Regions from separate parts of the Homo sapiens genome. Here region 2 is linked to region 1. A link is a loop called in an ENCODE intact Hi-C map of the cell type or tissue named here. Cell type or tissue: OCI-LY7. All regions are shown on one strand. Each heading gives the region's core, and the rest is flanking DNA. Links, peaks and the distances in the headings are about the cores only. Region 1 has its middle 21 kb from the start of UPK3A. Region 2 overlaps NUP50 (nucleoporin 50).

Region 1 (9,116 bases), core at 1-8,000:
GGCGGGCGAGGGGGATGGGGGCGGGTGAGGAGTGACGGGGGTGGGGGCGGGTGAGAGGTGAGGGGGGTGGGGGCGGGCCAGGGAGATAGGGGAGGGTGAGGGGTGAGGGAAGCGGGTGAGGGGAGTGGGGCGGGTGACGGGGATGGGGGCGAGTGAGGGGTGAGCGGGTGGAGGCGGGGCTTGCGTCGGTGGCCTCACCAGAAGGGACTGTGCGGGGACCTGGAGGAGGGGACAGAGGGAGGTTGGGGAGACTGGGAAGATCTTCCAGGCAGAGGGAACCTCACCGGCGGCTGTCAGGAGGAGGGAGGGGAGAGGGCTGGGTGATGAGGTCAGCAAGGGGCAGGGGGTGGAGGATGGGGGGCGACGGGGCGGGGCCTGGCAGCCCAGGACGGTTTTGGAGCTCGGGGAAGGTCTGAGCGGAGGGGCAGGGGCAGCGGTTGGAAGGCTGCAGGCTGGCGGGGAGGGAGAGGGGGACAGGAAGCCCAGCAGTGGCGGGGCATGCATCCTCTCCCTTCCACCCCCTCTTTCGGACCCCCTCTCTCCTAGGCTCCCCCACTCAGCTCCCACAGATCCTCTTGCCCCAGGTCCTTCCTCTGTGTGCGGCAGAGGGAAGGACCATGCGTGGACATGGGCGGGAGGATCATTTGAGCCCAGGAGTTCAAGACCAGCCTGGGCAACATAGTGAGACCTCATCTCCACAAAAATAAAAGATTAGCTGGGTGTGGTGGCGCGTGCCTGTAATCCCAGCTACTCGGGAGGCTGAGGCAGGAAGATTGCTTGAGCCCAGGAGTTCAAGGCTACAGTGAGCTATGATAGTGCCCCTGAACTCCAGCCTGGGTGGCAAAGCAAGACCCTGTCTCAAAATAAAATAATAAAATAAAATAAATCACACATATTTGAAGTATACAATTTGATGAGTTTTGAATATAGATGTATATTCTGTGACTCCATCACCACAGTAAGATAATGACCATTTCCGTCACTCCCAAAAGTGTGCCCCTGGCGGGGCCCGGTGGCTCACGCCTGTAATCCCAGCACTTTGGGAGGCTGAGGCAGATGGATCACCTGAGGTCAGGAGTTTGAAACCGGCCTGACCAAACATGGCGAAAACCCGTCTCTACTAAAAATACAAAAATTAGCTGGTGTGGTGGCAGGTGCCTGTAATCCCAGCTACTTCGGAGACTGAGGCAGGAAAATCGCTTGAACGCCGGACGCAGAGGTTGCAGTGAGCCGAGATCGCACCACTGCACTCCAGCCTGTGTGACAGAGTGAGACTCCGTCTCAAAAAAAAAAAAAAAGAAAAGAAAAGAAAAAGAAAAAGTATGTCCTTGTCCCTTTGTAATCCATTCCCTCTTCATCCCCCCTCCCCTCTCCTCCACCCCACCCCCATCCCACCCCCAAGCAACCACTGGTCTGCTTCTGTCACTATAGATGAGACTGAGATTTTCAGAATTTCATGTAAGTGGAATCATAACATGTGTTCTTTTTTGGTCTGGCTTCTTTCACTCAGCATAACTATTTTGGGGTTCATCCATTTTCTTAGATGCCATTAATAGTTCATTCCTTTTTATTGCCGAGTAGTATCCAATTGTAGGATATGCAACTGGATATGCAGTTAGCTGATCCGTTCACCTGTTAATGGGCGCTTTTAAAATTTTAGCTCTAAAGCTGCTATGAACCTTCCTGTTCAAGTCTCCATGTGGACATGTGCTCTCATTTCAGTTGGATAAATACCTAAGAGTACAATGGCTGGGCCATGTGGCAGGCATGTGTTCAACTTTTTAAGAAACTGTCAAATTGTCTTTCAGTGGATATCCATTTACATTCCCACCAGCAGTGCGTGAGAATTCCAGTTCCTCCACATCCTCACCAACACTTAGTGTGTTCAGTCTTCTTCATTTTGGCCATTCTGGTATATGTATAGTGGTGTCTCACTGTAACATCTCATTCCCTAGGGAATCTTTTTTTTTTTTTTTTTTTTTTTTTTGAGACAGAGTTTTGTTCTTGTTGCCCTGGCTGGAGTGCAATGGCGCAATCTTGGCTCATTGCAACCTCCGCCTCCTAGGTTCAAGTGATTCTCCTGCCTCAGCCTCCCGAGTAGCTGGGATTATAGGCATGCAGCATTACACCAGGCTAATTTCTGTATTATTATTATTATTATTTTGAGATGGAGTCTCACTCTGTTACCCAGGTTAGAGCGCAGTGGCGTGATCTCAGCTCACTGCAACCTCTGCCTTATGAGTTCAAGTGATTCTCCTGCCTCAGCCTCCCAAGTAGCTGGGATTACAGGCACCTGCCACTGCGCACAGCTAATTTTTGTATTTTTAGTAGAGACAGGGTTTCACCATCTTGGCCAGGCTGGTCTCGAACTCCTGACCTCGTGATCCACCTGCCTCGGCCTTCCAAAGTTCTGGGATTACAGGCGTGAACCACTTCGCCCAGCCAATTTTTGTATTTTTAGTAGAGACAGGGTTTCACCATGTTGGATGGGCTGGTCTCAAACTCCTGACCTTGTGATCCTCCCGCATCGGCCTCCCAAAGTGCTGGGCTTACAGGTGTGAGCCACTGTGCCCGCCCAGAACTCATGGTTTTGAACTTCTTTTCATTTTCGTCATCTGTATATCTTATTTGGTGAAAAGTTTATTCAAATTTTTTGCCCATTAAAAATAAAAAAAGAATGGGTTGTTATTGTTTACTATAAGAGTTTTTTTAATATTCTAGATCATGTATTTTCTTCTTCTTCTTCTTTTTTTTTTTGACAAGGTCTCATTCTGTTGCCCGGGCTGGAGTGCAGTGGCTCATTGCAGCCTCGACCTCCAGGGCTCGGGTGAACTTCCCACCACAGCCTTCTGGGTAGCTGGGACCACAGGCATGCACCACCACACCCGGCTAGTTTTTTTACTTTTTTGTAGATAACAGAGTTTCACCATATTGTCCAGATTGGTCTCAAACTCCTGAGCTCAAGTGATTTGCCTGCCTCTGCCTCTGAAAGCGCTGGGATTACAACAGGCGTGTACCACTGTGTCTGGCCTGATCATGCATTTTCAATGAAGGCAAAATTGCCCCCAATGGGAAAAAATTGGTTCTCGTGAAATGAAAAAATTGTGCTCTTTATGTACAAAGCACAATAAACGCACAATACATAAACGGGTACCTGTGTATTAAATTTCCATGGGGGTGATTAGGAAGGATTGTCTAAAAATATTCCTTGGATGAGGAAGGGAATGGAAAAAAGCTGAGAAAGTGTTCGAGATACAAGTCCTTTGTTGGATGTATGCTTTGCAAAAACCAAAAAATTTTAATTTGGATAAAGTCCAATTTATCAATTATCCCTTTTATAATTTGTGCTTTTTGTGTGCTATTTCAGAAGCCTCTGTCTAACTCAAGGTTACTAAGATTTTCTGCTGTTTTCCTGTAAAAGTTTCACAGTTTTAACTCTTCCATTTAGGTCTGTGGTCCATTTTATAGACTCCCCCAAATTTATTTATTTATTTATTTATTTTGAGATGGAGTCTCGCTCTGTCACCCAGTCTGGAGTGTAGTGGTGTGATCTTGGCTCACTGCAAGCTCTACCTCCTGGGTTCAAGCCATTCTCCTGCCTCAGCCTCCTGAGTAGCTGGGATTACAGGTGAGTGCCACCACACCCGGCTAATTTTTGTATGTTTAGTAGAGATGGGGTTTCACCATGTTGGTTAGGCTAGTCTCAAACTCCTGACCTTGTGATCCACCCACCTCAGCCTCCCAAAGTGTTGGGATTACAGGTGTGAGCCACTGCACCCAGCCCCAAATTAATTTTAGTATGTAGTATGAAGTAAGTGTGGAAGTTCATTTTTTTATATATATATGGACGTCCAGTTGATCCAACACTTTTTGTGGAAACACTTTCCTTTCCCCACCGAGTTGCTTCATCACTTTGGTCAAAAATCAGTTAATTTGGTCAGGCACTGTGGCTCACGCCTGTAATCCCAGCACTTTGGGAGGCCAAGGCAGGTGGATCACTTGAGGTCAGGAGTTCAAGACCAGCTTGGCCAACATGGTGAAACCCTGTCTCTACTAAAATTACAAAAATGAGCCAGGTATGGTGTGTGCCTGTAGTCCCAGCTACTCGGGAGGCTGAGGCAGGGGAATCACTTGAACCCAAGAGGTTGCAGTGAGCCGAGATTGCACCATTGGACTCCAGCCTCGGCAAGAGAGCAAGAGACTCTCTCAAAAACAAACAAACAAACAAATTCAGTTAACTACATATGTGTGGGTCCGTTTTGTAATATACTGTGTGAACCAAAGAAAAACCCATTCATGGGCTGCCTGGTCTGGGCCCCGACTATTTTCTAACATTGACCTCCAGCACTCAGACCTCCTTGCTGGCCCCTGGCTAGGCACCTGCTGCCTCAGGCCTCAGCTCCAGCTCTGTCCTGGTCTAGAACTGTCTGCCCTGAGATCATCTCCTGTCAATGCCTCCTCCTCTGAGAGGGAGGCCCCTGCCATGGTGTTGCTCTGGTGATTTGGTTCCAGGAGAGCTTGATGAGATCAGCAGGCGCCGGATTGTACAGGGACTTGCAGGCGGAGACAAGAATTGAGGTTTTATTCTGTGTGAGATGAGAACAGGAATGGCATGATCTGACTTTGGCTTTGGAAACGTGGCCTGGGCTGCTGTGTCGAGGTGGACTGTAGGGGGAGTGCGGAGGCAGGGGTGGCCGCAGGAGGCTCCGGAAGCACGTGGCTCCTGCCGGCCACTCGCTCTGCCTGTAGTCTGTCATCAGAGCAATCCTTGGCCCTGAGAGCAGATGCTGCAATGAGAAGGAAGGTCAGCCCTGGCCAGCCTTGCTCTGGGATCCCAGGGCATGGGATTCAGGAAAAATAGGGGCTTCCCTCCTCCATGTTCACCATGCCACCCCGCCCTCGGTTCCCACACCCTCGTGGGGTGGCTCCAGGCTACTGTCCTGGCCCTTGACCTATTCACTGCCCTCAAGGCTTGGGCTGCATTTGTGGAGCAGAAGAAGGAGCCGGGGTGGAAGCCCTGAGGTTAAGTTCCAGTTCCTCTTCTTACCAGCTGGGTGACCTCCAGCGAGTCACTGGAGCCTGCAGAATCTCATTTGAGAAGTTGGATAAGATCTCTGCCCCCACCGCCCAGGCCCCAGGGGAGCTGTGCAGACTGACTCTCTTCTGAAGAGTCCCTTGGAAATGTTTTGGCGGTGGCAAGAGAAAGAGCTTTGCTTGTTCTTCAGAAAGACTTGCCGGAGTCAGACACTGAGGACTCCAGAGCATCTGGAGGAAGCCCAAGGGCCACCTCCCCTGAGAAGCCTTCCTTCGCCAGCCTGAATAAAATGGACCTCTATACACACACCTGTCTCAGTGGTGGCAGTGGCAGGCCATCTGGAGCGGCTGCTGCTGTCACACCAGCTGCAGCAGGGAGGCACGGCTGGGGCTGCATGTTCCATGGAACTGGCAGGAGCTGGGGACAGGCAGGAGCCTCTCCCATTCTGAGTCGGGGTGGCAGCTCCCTGCATGCCGCTGCAGCTGCCCAAGCCACGGCTGTGGACCCAGGCATCCCTGTGCTCTCGGAGCCTGGGAGCAGGTGGGAACCCCACCCTCCCAGGTGCAGCTGCAGCCGCCCAAACCACAGCTGCAGACCGGGGCCTCCCGCTCCACGGAGCAGGCTGGAGTCCTGCCCCACATCCCACATAGCTGCACCGGCCCTAACTGCCACTGCGGACCCAGGCATCTCTGCACTCTTGGGGGCCCTGGAAGGCCCCCCTGCCCTCACAGGCTTGGAAATGCCTGCTCCCACTGCCTGGCTTCTCCTTGCTGTCGGCACCTGCTCTGATCTTGGGGCAAAATTGGGGCCGAGCCTGGGTTTTGTCACAGCCCAGCCAGGTGTGCACACACTCAGGGCAGTGCTGACATGCCAGCCCCCTGCCGTCTCAGCCCTCTCCAGATTTTGGGCACTGATGAGCATAGGAATGAAGCTGAGGAGGAACTGAGGGCAGCTTGGCAGTGGCCTGCAGACGCCCCTTGGTACCTATAGCCTGGGCGCCATGAATGGCAGCAGGAGGCAGACAGGTTTCTGGGCAGAAGGGGGTGAGTCCCTGGTGAGGCCCACCTTCAGGCCAGGGAGGCCCTGAAGGCTGGGGGCCAGGCTGTCAGTGCCGTGGACTGGAGTGCGAACTTGTGTTGCCTTTTCTGGGCCTGCCCATGGCCGCCCATGGACCAGTCAGCATGAACTTCCCCCTCTCTGAGGCTGACAGAAGCCCCAGGCTCAGCCAGAGCTGAGCAGACGTCGGATGACCAGCTGTAGTGAGGAACTGCCCTCTCCAGGGCCTCCTCTGAGCTATTGTCACTCAATAAAGCTCCTCTTCGTCTTGCTCACCCTCTTGTTTCCGTACCTCATTCTTCCTGAGTGGAGGACAAGAACTTGGGACCCACTGAATAAGGCTAAAAGAGCTATAACACAAACAGTGCTGAGACATGCCCCTTGCTGGCCACGTTGCAGGGGAAGAGAAGGAAGGAAGAGCTGCAGCCCTTTGGGGAGCCCAGACCGGGGAGTCTCCCAAGCCAGGGCTGTGATGCCCTCTTTGGGTCCCTGTGGTTTCTGGCATCTCCAAGCTTCTGAGAGCCACTGTGTTCCCCAGTGCCAGCTGTGGAAGCTGCTTGCAGTGCGCCTGGTCCAGCTGTAGCCTCGCAGAGAGCTGGGGCCCATGCTGGCACCCGGAGCTGCCTGCCCCACTGCAGCAGCCGGCGTGTCTGACTGTGCAGTGGCCGGACCTCACGCGTGCTTACACACCCGTCACCACCCCACGCAGTCTCCCTTGGTAGACGTGGGATCCAGGCCGATAGTGTGAGCCGAGTGCAGTCTGCCAGGACAAGTGGGCGGAATGAGCCCAGTGGGCCCAAGCAAAACTCAGACAAAGATGCCACTGGCCACAGAGGTTTCTGCCCAGAAAAGCGACACCCCAAAGATTCCATAACATCGGCACCTGACCCCGCTTACATCTGTACACGCACCTGCCTCTGCACCTGGCTGCTCTGACGTCTGTACACACACCTGTCCCTTCCTTGTTTCTTCAATCATAGGGCAGCCTGCCAAGCCATGAACCACTGATATCTCAGGCTGTGGGGAGCACTTGGTGTCCCCAGAACCCAGCCATCAAGGGCCTACCCTGAGGAGGCAGGCAACGATGAAAGAGGGGAGAATGAATGAATGATGTCTCTGTGTGCTGAGTCTTAAGGAAAACGGACCATGAAAACCATTCCTGTATTGAAAGTGCTAGAGGCTTCCAGGCAGGACCGCAAGGAATGTGTGCACAGCCCCATGGGGAAGCACGGCCCCCATGACCCCCACTTTGCTGAGAAGGGACCTGAGACTCACAGAGGCTGAGCCGCTTCACCCAGCGAGGGGCTGGTGGAGCTGGGATTCTAGCCCCGAGTGTGGCTCTCCCCACTTCCTCGTGGCTCTCAGTATCCAGGAGGAATGAGGGGCCCCCTTCTCCTACTGATGAGGAAACTGAGGCCCAGGGTATGTGGGGACCTGCCTATCGCTGAGCATGCCAGGAGACAAGTCGGGCCTGCAGCCCACATCCTTGTTCTGAAGCCTCCCCCAACCCCTTTCTTTTTTTTTTTTTTTTTTGAGACAAAGTCTCACTCTGTCACCCAGGCTGGAGTGCCGTGGCGCGATCTTGGCTCACTGCAACCTCTGCCTCCTGGGTTCAAGCGATTCTCCTGCCTCAGCCTCCCAAGTGCTGGGATTACAGGTGCCTGCCACCACACCCGGCTAACTTTTGTATTTTTAGGAGAGACAGGGTTTCACTATGTTGGCCAGGCTGGTCTTGAACTCCTGACCTCAGGTGATCCGCCCACTTCGGCCTCCCAAAGTGCTGGAATTACAGGCGTGAGCCACCGCACCCAGCCCCAAGGCCCCTCTTCCTGTAGCCCTCACTTCCCCTGGTGTTCCCCCCACCTTTGCCCTTCCTGCCTCTATCCTAGACCTGGTGGTTCCCGTGCAGCTTCAGTCAGCACCTATAAGGGAGAACGAGCACATTCTTGCTGCTTCTTTTTGTTTTGTTTTGTTTTTTGAGACAGGGTCTCACTCTGTTGCCCAGGCTGGAGTGCAATGGCGTGATCACGGCTCACTGCAGCCTCAACCTCCCAGGCTTGAGCAATCCTCCCAGCTCAGCTTCCCGAGTAGCTGGAACCACAGGCACGTGCCACCATGCCTGGCTAATTTTTGTATTTTTTTTGTGGAGACGGGGGTCTTTCCATGTTGCCCAGGCTGGTCTTGAACTCCTGGGCTCAAGTGATTCACCTGCCTTGGCCTCCCAAAGTGCTGGGATTATAGGCGTAAGCCACCTTGCTCGGCTACATTCTTGCTTCTTAAAGAGACAGTGCTCTCTGTCGCTCCTGTCCTGTCCTTTCTGTCTATGGCCCACAGCAGCCAGGAAAGCCAGGTGTCCTAGAGGGAACTCTGGGCAGTGACCTCAGGGATCCCCATAGTTACTGTCCCCCCGATGCCCACCAGGGCAGCAGTTCTCCCACAGCTGGCCCTGTCCCCCTGGGGGCCATGCTGTTCTATCATTGTCTTCCCTCTTGCCAGCAGCGACTTGCAAAGCCCTCAGACGGTGGTACAGTGACACAGTTCTCCTCCTCATCCTGGCTCACTCGTGCATTTGCTAACTCAGCATATGTTCATGGAGCACCTACTATGTGTCAGCTCTGGGCCAGGTATGGGACTATACTGGTGAGCAGACAGACACACTCCACTCCTAGGGCCGCAGGCCATGGGGGAGTGAGAGAGTAGTAGAGCCGTCACACCCACGAATCAAACTGGGTGCTGTGAGGGGAAGGAGGGGGTTCAGGGCAGGAACAGGGTTCTAAGGAGTCAGATAAGACAGGAGTAGGGTCTGGTTCAGGGATTCCTGGGGGCCGCCCTGGGGAAATGATGGCTGAACTGGATGGGAGGATGAGAAGGCGCAAAGAACATTCCAGGAGGAGCAAACAGCAAAGAAGGTCTCGTGTCTGGAAGGATGATGGCCTGTTGAGAAGCCAAAAGGCTATGAGGCAGGAGGGCAGGAGTGAGGGACAGGGGCCCAGGGGCCTGGGGGTCCTGCCTTCTTCAGGCTGGG
Region 2 (10,232 bases), core at 1,300-9,299, 87 kb after region 1:
CCCCCCCCGCCCCCAACCCCTGCCATTCTGCTCCTTTGGCCCTGAGCTCAAGATCGCCGATCTGGTCCTCTAAAGACAGGAACAAATAAAGGACAAAGACCCTGTCCTATCTCGCCCACCTCTCCCTCCTTTTTTTTTTGTGGCCTATTTCTTATTTTAAAAATTCTCCTCGACCAGGTGCGGTGGCTCACGCCTGTATCCCAGCACTTTGGGAGGCCGAGGCAGGCAGATCATGAGGTCAGGAGATTGAGACCATCCTGGCTAACACGGTGAAACCCCGTCTCTACTAAAAATACAAAAAATTAGCTGAGCGTGGTGGCGGGCACCTGTAGTCCCAGCTACTCGGGAGGCTGAGGCAGGAGAATGGCATGAACCTGGGAGGCGGAGCTTGCAGTGAGCCGAGATTGTGCCACTGCACTCCAGCCTGGGTGACAGAAAGAGACTCCGTCTCAAAAAAAAAAAAAAAAAAACAAACCTCAAGGCTCTTTCAGTTTTTGATTGCACAACATTTTTAAATAAATTTGGAAAACATTCTTGGGTAGGGTCTAACTAATAACAAAGTAATCAAATATCTTCCCAGCCTCCTGTGCTATGCATCTCCTGAGGTTATTAATACAAAACCATGGCTCATGTATTGATTTATGTATTTCTTTTGAGACAGTCTTACTCTGTGGCCCAGGCTGGAGTGCAGTGGCATGATCTTGGCTCACTGCAACCTCTGCTTCTCAGGGTTCAAGCAATTCTCATGCCTCAGCCTCCCAAACAGCTGGGATTACAGGCGTGCGCCACCACATTAGGCTAATTTTCATATTTTTAGTAGAGACGGGATTTCACCATGTTGGCCAGGTTTGTCTGGAACTCCTGACCTCAGGTGATCTGCCTGTCTCAGCCTCCCAAAGTGCTGGGATTACAGGCATGAGCCACCATGCCTGGCCTCATTTGATTCTAATTAAAAAAAAAAAAAATCTTAAAGTTGGGTCACTCCTTTATGTCATGTGAGTAATGAAATTTAAACACAGAAGAAATTGTTGGCCTCTTTTAAAAGTTCTTGAAACTAACACCTGGGAATCCCACAGGATGTGGTGACCTGTTCATGGAAAACTGCTGGCTCATTATTCGGAAATTTTTGCATTACAAAAACACATCTTTGAAAGCTTCTGAAATGGCACAGATGTTTTTTCAGCAAATATCTTTGTAAAAACTAATCTCATTTAATTGAAAGGAAGATGAAAGTTTTTATAAGTCCTCAACAGGAAGGGACGGTTACTGTGCTTAACTTTTTGACTATGAGAAAATCCAGAAAGGCCAACCAAGTCTCCAGGAAGGGATGAGAGATGCCTTCTGAGGCCAAACCTGAAATCACTGACTGACTCTGCGATTTCTTTGTTGGGGAGGAGGAAGGGGAGGGAGAAAGACACAGGGAGAGAAGACGGGATGGAATGGGATGGGATGGGATGGGGTTGGGAAGATCATGGAAGATCCTGTCTCTAAAGCACTTTAAAAGAGCTAAAGTGACAGAAAAGAGTGAGACCTGCCCACCAGGACATTTCTAGAACTGGATTTTTAAATAAACTGGCCAAGAATTCTTTCCTGTTCCACTTGAGAGCAGGCAAAGCTTGACCCCGAGACTGGAAGCTCAGTCAAGTGCCGTGAGGACATTCTCCAGCCTGAAGCATGCCACCATGCCTGCAAAACACATGCGCCAGCAGGTTGTGGGGATTCTTACTTTTTGGAGTAAAAAGCATCTTCTTCTTTTACTTCGGTAACTACTACTTTGGGTGGCTCATCATTCTCTTCTTCATCTCCACCTTTTATAAAAATGACAATAATTCAGTAAGATTCCAATCCAGAGCTTAAAGAAGTGACTGAAGTTTTGTTACGTAACACCCTAAACCTCCACCGGAGCACTCCATGTAAACTGACAGACTAAAATGCACACTTAATGGGGGGGGGGGGGGATGCCAGAAGGGAGTACCTGCAGGATTTTAACTATTTTGTGAAAAATAAGAATCCCTTTTAATGGGAACATACCTCTTAATTCTAAAATAACTTCCAATATATAGAAAACCTTAAAATGGAAAAATCTCCATGCTTATGACAGAAAAAAAAAATCAACACTCTATATGCAAATTACCCACTGGAAAATTCCATCTCGGATGAGTTTTTAACACCTTCACCCCTGAATATTCCTGTGACTACATCTACAAGTATCAGTAATAGCCAAAGATAGAAAAATACTTTTTTTTTTTTTAACAGGGGACAAGTTGTCAGAAAAATCATTCCAAAGCCCCAGTGTAAGTAATTTAAGCTTTGTCTGAATTGCCACATGGGTCACTGCTCTGGTACCAAAGGTATCCCCACTAACGGGGTCTCCCAAACACGGGAGACCTAGGCCATCATTTAAACACATGTATTAGGCTGTGTACAGTGGCTCACGCCTGTAATCCCAGCACGCTGCAGGGCCAAGGCAGGAAGATCGCTTGAGCCCAGGAGTTCAACACCAGTCTGGTCAACATGGTGAGACGCCCCCCATCTCTACAAAAAATAAAAAAGTTAACCAGGTGTGGCGGTACGTGCCTGTGGACCCAGCTACTTGGCAGACTGAAGTGGGAGGATTGCTTCACCCCAGGAGGTAGAGGCTGTAGTGAGCTATGATTGCGTCACTGCACTACTAGCCTGGGTGACAGAACGAGACCCTGTCTCAAAAAAATAAAAAACCCCACATATATAAAAGGATCCTCTTAAAGAGAACGGCAGTTGCATAAAAACTCACCAAAAAGCAATTCTAAGAAAAACAACTGTGATGCTCAGATGATTAGGTCACACGACTGTCCGTCTTATCCCTCCAATCTCCCGAGTCTTCTGATGCTTAAACTGTGATAACCAAGGGACAAGGAACAGGCGCTCACTGAGGGGCATCCTGCCTCCACTGGGACTCGATTCAAATCCCCAGTGCCTGCCTCAGGAAAGACTCCCCATTTGTTTTATTTATGGGAGGCAGAGAAGAAAGAAAAGGGGAGACCCTTATTTCACCCTGTGCCCAGAGGGCCCGTGCCTGAGGATATACTTGAAAGCAGGGCAAGGCAAAACAGTAATGGAAGTCTAGACTCCTGATAGAAAACCGTAATATTTCAGAGGCAAATTGGCAAATGCAGTTTTCTTCCTCAAGGATCAGTATGTCCATATGTCTGAGAAGTACACTTTTTCTTTTGTTGAGGCAAGGTCTGTGCTGCCCAGGCTGGAGTGCAGTGATGCAACCACGGCTCATGGCAACCTTGAACTTCTGAGCTCGAGATACTCCCACCTCAGCCTCTAGAGTAGCTGTGACTACAGGCGCCCACCACCTGGCCTGGCTAATTTTTAAAAATTTTTGTAGAGATGGGGTCTTGCTATGTTGCCCAGGCTGGTCTCAAACTCCTGGCCTCAGGTGAGCCTTCCACTTTGGCCTCCCGAAGTGCTGGGATTACAGGTGTGGGCCACCTCACCTGGCCTCACTTTCAACTGCTTAGAAGTAGGTGTCTTCACAGACATCACCTGTTCACAACCACCATGTGAGGAAGCAGCATCATGACATCACCCCACTTTTTAAGCTAACAACAGAGGTCTGGAGGGCCCAGACCTTGTGCCTTGTCTGGGGCACTGACGATACACACAGGAAACATCACTTAGACACCACTGCCACGCTCTGGAAAGGAGGCGCCTCCAAACCCACAGGAGGAAAACAATGTTGATTTCTTCTCTATGGCTATGAAAAGTCTACATTTGTAATGTATAGTCAAGTACTGTTTTGCCACATGACTTTATTTACAGTGAGATCTCCTAAGTACAAATCAATTCAGGGGACATTCATGATGAACTTGATGAACTTTTCCAAAAACACAATTTTCAAAAAACGTCTTTAATTCACTTGTTTTTTATATGCTAAACCATGTGTGTTTGAGACTTTTCAAAGTCAGGTGTTTTCAAATTCATTTTATTTTTAATCCTTATAAACAACCCTACAAAAGTCTTACTCTTTTATAAAGCAGGAATCTGAAACTCAGAGAAGCTGATTAGCTCTGTCTGAGATCACACATGGAGAGAACAACGTCTCAATGTGAATCCAGACTCATATTTGGAATCAAAGTCTCTGGGTTTCCCAAGAAACAAGAATCTTATGCAAACCTCGACTCAACGACAAAGCTGGTACTTACCTTTGCATTCACCACTGTCACCTTCTGCTTGGCCCTCCAATGGTTTAGTGGGAAATGGTGAAGAGACTGGTTTACTCTGGGTAGTATCTTTGCCAAATAAACTGGAGTTTCCAGGGGAGAAAGAAAATCCAGTCAGGGGGACAGAGCTTAATGAGCCCAAAACAGAGCTATCAACTTTCTTGCCGAAATTAAATGAGGCACTTGTCGCTCCTAGTGATGATGGGTCCGTTTTCTTTTCAGATGCCACCTCCATCTTCTTGTCAGGTGTATCTTCAGTTTTGTTGCCATGAAACAAAAACGTTGACTCTTGCTGTAATTTTGTTGAGCCAAAAAGGGAAGGAGACTGTGTTTCAGCTGCCACTTTGTTAGATTCACTTTCAGAATTCCTGCCACTGTTCCCGTGTTGCTGTTCAATGTTTGCTAAATATTTCTCATAGTCTTTAAAGATAGGTGTCAGATCACAGAGGGGGTTTGTATTCACGTGCTTCACTATCCAATCCCGCACGGAGCAGTTCAAGGCGGCCAACTGCTTGTGATAGGCATTTCCGACACAAGCTTTACTGGAAGCAAGGCCAGAGGAGGAGGGCTGCTGACTGTCCCCATTAGTTTTGGGATTTGAAACTTTATCAACCAAGGTGGTAGGGCCATTTGCAGCAAGAGAACCTATAGAAAGTTAATAATTGAACCATTTATTTAGCCTAATTTGATTAAATCATCTAGATTTTTTTGCCACTCTGCCTTCATACTTTCTGCTTTTACTGTATCTCCCCCCACACCAAGACAGTCTTGCTCTGTCACCCAGGCTGGAGTGCCGTGGCACGATCTTGGCTCACTGCAACCTCTGCCTCCCAGGTTCAAGCGATTCTCCTGCCTCAACCTCCCGAGTAGGTGGGATTACGGGCACCCGCCACCACACCCGGCTAATTTTTGTATTTTAGTAGAGATGGGGTTTCGTCATGTTGGCCAGGCTGGTCTTGAACTCCTGACCTCATGATCTGCCCGCCTCGGACTCCCAAAGTGCTGGGATTACAAGCGTGAGCCACTGCGCCCGACCTACTGTGCCCTATTTTTGTGACCGCTCAAAAAGTATGTGTTCAAGGAGTAGAATTTAGTAACCAGTTATCAGTAAAGCCGATGAATAAAGATCAAGTCAAAGTTTATACAAGAACACTAACCACCATATGCTTGCTCTACACATTTTAAAAATAATCTTTTCCTTCAAAAGGACGCCTATCTGAGATGTGATCGGGCGCGTCGAGGGTGGTGTGGCAGTAGACAAAAGGATGCCTATTTCAAACAGCACTGTTAGAACAGCAGGTCAGCATTAACACTTAATCCCCAAGGTTGTTGGGATGAACAGTATTAAAGTACAGTCGCCCCTCTGTACCTGCAGGTTCTACACCTGTGAAATGCAGTCCTCAGCCAGGTGTGGTGGCTCACGCATGTAATCCCAACACTTTGGGAGGCTGAGGTGGGCAAATCGCTTGAGCTCAGGAGTTTGAGACCAGCCTGGGCAACATGGCAAAACCCCATCTCTACAAAAAATGTAAAAATTAGCTGAGTGTGGTGGTGTGTACCTATAATCCCAGCTACTGGGGAGGCTGATGGGGGAGGATCACTTGAGCTCGGGAGGTTGTGGCTGCAGTGAGCCAAGACCACACCAATACACTCCAGCCTAGGTGACAGAGCGAGACCCTGTCTCAATGCAGTACTCTGGGGATGAGAAACCAGTGGATACGAACACTCACTTTTCCTATCTAAGAGTTATGCTGGTCTGACTATGGGACTTGAACATCCAAGGGGGTGCTGAAACCAATCCCCAGGATACTAGGGGATGGCTGTAGTTAAAAATCTTAACAGAGGCCGGGCACAGTGGCTCGCGGATGTAATCCCAGCACTTTGGGAGGCCAAGGCAGGTGGATCACAAGGTCAAGAGATCAAGACCATCCTGGCCAACATGGTGAAACCCCGTCTCTACTAAAATTACAAAAATTAGCTGGGCATGGTGGTGCATGCCTGTAGTCCCAGCTACTCGGGAGGCTGAGGCAGGAGAATCGCTTAAACCCAGAGGCGGAGGCTGCAGTGAGCAGAGGTCGCGCCACTGCATTCCATCCTGGTGACAGAGCAAGACTCCAACTTAGAAAAAACAACAACAACAACAAAACTTAACAGAGAACACTTATTTTACATCACACTAAACATTCTGCCAAATTAAAATCAAACAGTATATACTCTCAGAATAATCAGCTAAATACAACCCAACCAGTCAGGATCATTTCCAAGCTTTTAACCCGTGATCCTATTCTCTGTTGCTAATTCCAAGAGTTTTTGACTGACTCCCTCAAAACAGGATCAGGCAATCAACACATCCCATACCCAAACAAACCTAGCGTGGGAGGCACCCTGGCCACGGAGAACCGCATCTGAGTTCCCAGTAGCCAGTTTGGTGCGAGGCACACAGAAAGCCCTTGGCACACAAAGGGTCTACATAGCATTTTCTTTTCTCTCTCGACTCTAGGTCAATTCTGAGGGCCACTCTCCTTTCAAAATTGAACATTCTGAGGCCTAGAGGCCAGGGTCACACAACTGGTAGCCAGCAGAGCTGAGAACAAAGCTGAGATGTTTTGGATCAAAAGCCTGTGCTCTACCCACTTACTCTGTAAGTAACCGACACCTCCCTAAGTTCCATCTCTTTCATTATCACCCTGGTTTTGCTCACACAGTTCCAAGACACAGGGTAGCTATAAGAAAAACATCTTTGTAAAGCTATTTTCCATAGATGATACTTACACAGGCGGCTGGGGGATGGGAGCTACTTACCAAAGGCTACCTTGGGATCTGCCGCTGCCTTTGCACTGGCGAAGGGAGGGGCACTGGTTATGTTGTTTCCATTCGACAGTCCTTCCAAAGGCTTCCCTCCAGCGCCACTACCAAATCCAGAAAAGCGTCCTCCTCCAGAAGGTACCACCAAACCTTTAAAACCTTTAAAGGCTCCTCCAGTGTCAGACTGAAGTATGAAGGAGGAGCACACATTAGGTAAGTGTACTTTCTATTACCAAAAAGCAAGTGAGTGACAACAGCATCTTGGCTAAACAGCACCTAGACTCCACATGCAGTCAGCGTTATAAGGCAAACTGCTGGCACAAGCAGAAATAAGAAATGAGATGGGAAGATTGTATTCATAAGAACAGCTTTGCAACCCAAAGCTGCTTTCCTGAAACAGGCAGGAAGGACATTTAAAAAATATATTATGTGTATTTTTAGGACATAAAAGGTAAGAAAGACTAATGCAATAAACCTATGTACCCACCACCCAGCCTCAGAATTACTGAAGCGGCTCAATAAAACTAAATCCCAAATGAAAGATACTTCATGTACTACTCAGTCAAAGACCATTTACTGCCTAAAGAAATGATAAAAACATCAAGGTAGGTTAACTAAAAATATCCATTTGCCTAATTTCTTAACATCTGTGGCTTGCAACTGCTTTCAGCCTACAAAAACTTAGATGATCGAGTCTCAAATCTACATGTTCCTGTTAGCTGAACAACCCGGGACAACTTCTTACTCTCCTTTTCCTCACTGCTTCCTTAAACTCGATTGTTTTAACAAGGTTTTTCTAGTAGGCCTTTTCCCTTTGTGCTAGCCTGCTCACATCTCTAACCTAAGATGCTCTGGAAATGTGTGGCATTCCGTATGAATTCTAAAGCTCCTCTCTGCCCCTGGAACTTTTGGAGAAAGGTTCCTCGGTTTATAGTGCTTTGCTAAATAAACTCACCACAATTTTTAGAAGCCCTTTTTTGTTGTTGTTCGAAGAAGTGATTACATTATAGGAAGTGATCTGCTTCTTAGACCGAACATCTAAGAGACAGTTCACAAATCTTAAGTTTCCACATGAGTGAATTATAACCATGATTTCACCAGAAAAAAAAAAAAATTAAACTGGAACCCCTTCATTTACTAAATGGGCCAGTCAGCCTAAATATTACTGCATGTTTTTCCAAAACCAAAGTTTCAATCTCATCTACAGAATTTCAGATGTTTACTGACCACTGATATATTTAAGGCAATAAAATGAGGCAAAGAATGGAAAATTGTAACTTGTATGAGTTTTAATGCACATAATAAACAGAGCTTAGATTCTGTTGCTCTACATTTGATTTTTCATCATTTAAAATTCCAAACCCGCCACACTGATAGCTGTCATTTTAAAACAATGATTCATGGACAAACTATAAAGCCATTAAGTGGCTTTTCAGAGCCTCCGATTTTGCACAAAGTTAAAAGTCACTTGTAGGGATTTTAGAAATTGCTGATAGTAAATTGGCTCTAGAATCACAACAAAAATTCAAGAACCACAAGTTAAACAAAAAAAAGATATTCAGAAAAATGAGAGTAAAAGTTGATTAAGATATTCATCAAGGGGCCAGGTGTGGTGGCTCATGCCTATAATACCAGTACTTTGGGAGGCCGAGACATTCAGGTCACTTGAGCCCAGGAGTTTGAAACCACCCTGGGCAACAGAGTGAGACCCCCTGTCTACAAAAATGCAAAAATTAGCTGGGTGTGGTGGCGCATGCCTGTAGTCCCAGCTACTCAGGAGGCTGAGGCAGGAGGATTGCTTCAGCTCAGGAGGCGGCGGTTGCAGAGAGTCAAGATTGTGCCACCGCACTCCACCCTGGGCGACAAAGACCCTGTCTCAAAAAAAAAAAAAAAAGGGAAAATACCCATGTGGGCTCCTCCATGGGCACTGACACAGCCCCACATCCCTCAATTTCCCTCATTGGTTTTACTGTTCCCCATGGCACTTACAGAGGAAAAATTAATACTATGTATTTGTTCTCTTCCATAGGGCAAGATGATTTTGGTCTTTTTTACTCACCAATACATCTCCAGTGCTTAGCAGATCTACTGAATCCACTATTTAGGAAAAGCCGCATTTCAGCATTCTGGTGGGTGACATGACATTTAATTGTCCTAATATATGAAAACTTCAGGCTAAGAGTTACAGCTAAAATTATCTGTGGATTTCTATTATCCACCTACACTTAATTTCCCTTAGTTGCCCAAGGGCTCCTGCCCTCTCCTTCCCTCATCCCTTCAGCTTAAGTTGTAGATTATGGTCTGTACTATTTCTACCTCTTGAACTTCCTTCGGTTGCACAGGTGACTGCCCCTCCTTCAGAATGGCTTCCCTTGGCTTCTGCAGTGAGCTTTGTTTCTCACTCCTCGTAGGACCCTCCACCTGCATGCCTCCTGTCGCCCATTCCCATGGCCTCAATCCCCCACATGACGAAAGCTGCCGGAGCTGTGCCCATCCTTGCCATAATTCCTGTTGTATACCTAGTGGTCTTCCAGGGCACTCCACTTGAGTGTACCAAGGCCTTTCAAATACAGCATTTCCAAGACCAACCATTTCCTCCTTAATTAAACTGTCCCTCCCCCCATGTATCTTCCCAGTGAAAGAGCCATCAAATATCACTCAGCTCAACACCTACGTCTACCACCTAGTCACCAGTCAAGGCAATTCATAAAATCAAACCAGACAAAAAAAAAAAAAAAACACCTGAAGTTCAAGAGGTTTACTGTACAACAGGCAGGTAGAAATGTATTATGCATCTGAAAATAAGACCATGTTGTACACCATAAGTATATAATTTTTGTCAAATAAGAAATACAATTTTTAAGCAAAATATAATTAATTAATTACAAAACACAAGACCTAATCTCTAGCTTGGATCTGAGATATGCTTCCTCTGTACCTACTTCCTTTCTTGGCAGTGCAACCCGTTAACCTGAATTCTACATGAAAGAGCTTTTACAACGTCAGGAAATGAAGCTCCTCTCATGCATCTGAAGCATGCAATGGAGCAGAGAAAGAGCACACACTTATGACATTAGCCATGGCATCCTAAAGACGTTCAAGACTACCCAGAACCACCTGAGAATCGATTTCATGTAGGATTACGTATCTCTGCCTCGAATTACACTATATTGGTATATACAGTAATATATTTTAGGAAAATTGCGAATACTTTAT

The links. Peaks named below come from ENCODE experiments on the same cell type or tissue, not always from the same donor. Only the 100,000 strongest peaks of a DNase experiment are listed, where the experiment ranks them.
Region 2: a loop joins it to region 1, with 3 times the contacts of the local background. A loop is called at or near these places in 18 of 110 quality-filtered maps.

Annotation. Positions count from the first base shown.
Region 1 is chr22:45,259,522-45,268,637 of GRCh38, reverse strand. No RefSeq gene overlaps it. Among named protein-coding and RNA genes, the nearest start is that of UPK3A, 21 kb to the left of the region's middle. RefSeq lists enhancers at 4,779-4,968, 4,393-5,228, 5,239-5,288. In OCI-LY7, for the core only: a CTCF peak has its summit at 4,642; DNase peaks (open chromatin) are centred at 4,687, 5,097, 5,597, 7,027 and 1 weaker place; H3K4me3 peaks cover 3,055 bases; H3K27ac peaks cover 3,582 bases.
Region 2 is chr22:45,172,862-45,183,093 of GRCh38, reverse strand. It overlaps NUP50 (nucleoporin 50), which reads right to left. Exons shown (of 8, transcript NM_007172.4): 4 at 7,014-7,200; 5 at 4,194-4,856; 6 at 1,727-1,808. It overlaps LOC105373064 (a long non-coding RNA gene), which reads left to right. Exons shown (of 4, transcript NR_146602.1): 4 at 6,712-6,852. Among named protein-coding and RNA genes, the nearest start is that of NUP50, 14 kb to the right of the region's middle. In OCI-LY7, for the core only: no CTCF peak of the experiment used is centred there; no DNase peak of the experiment used is centred there.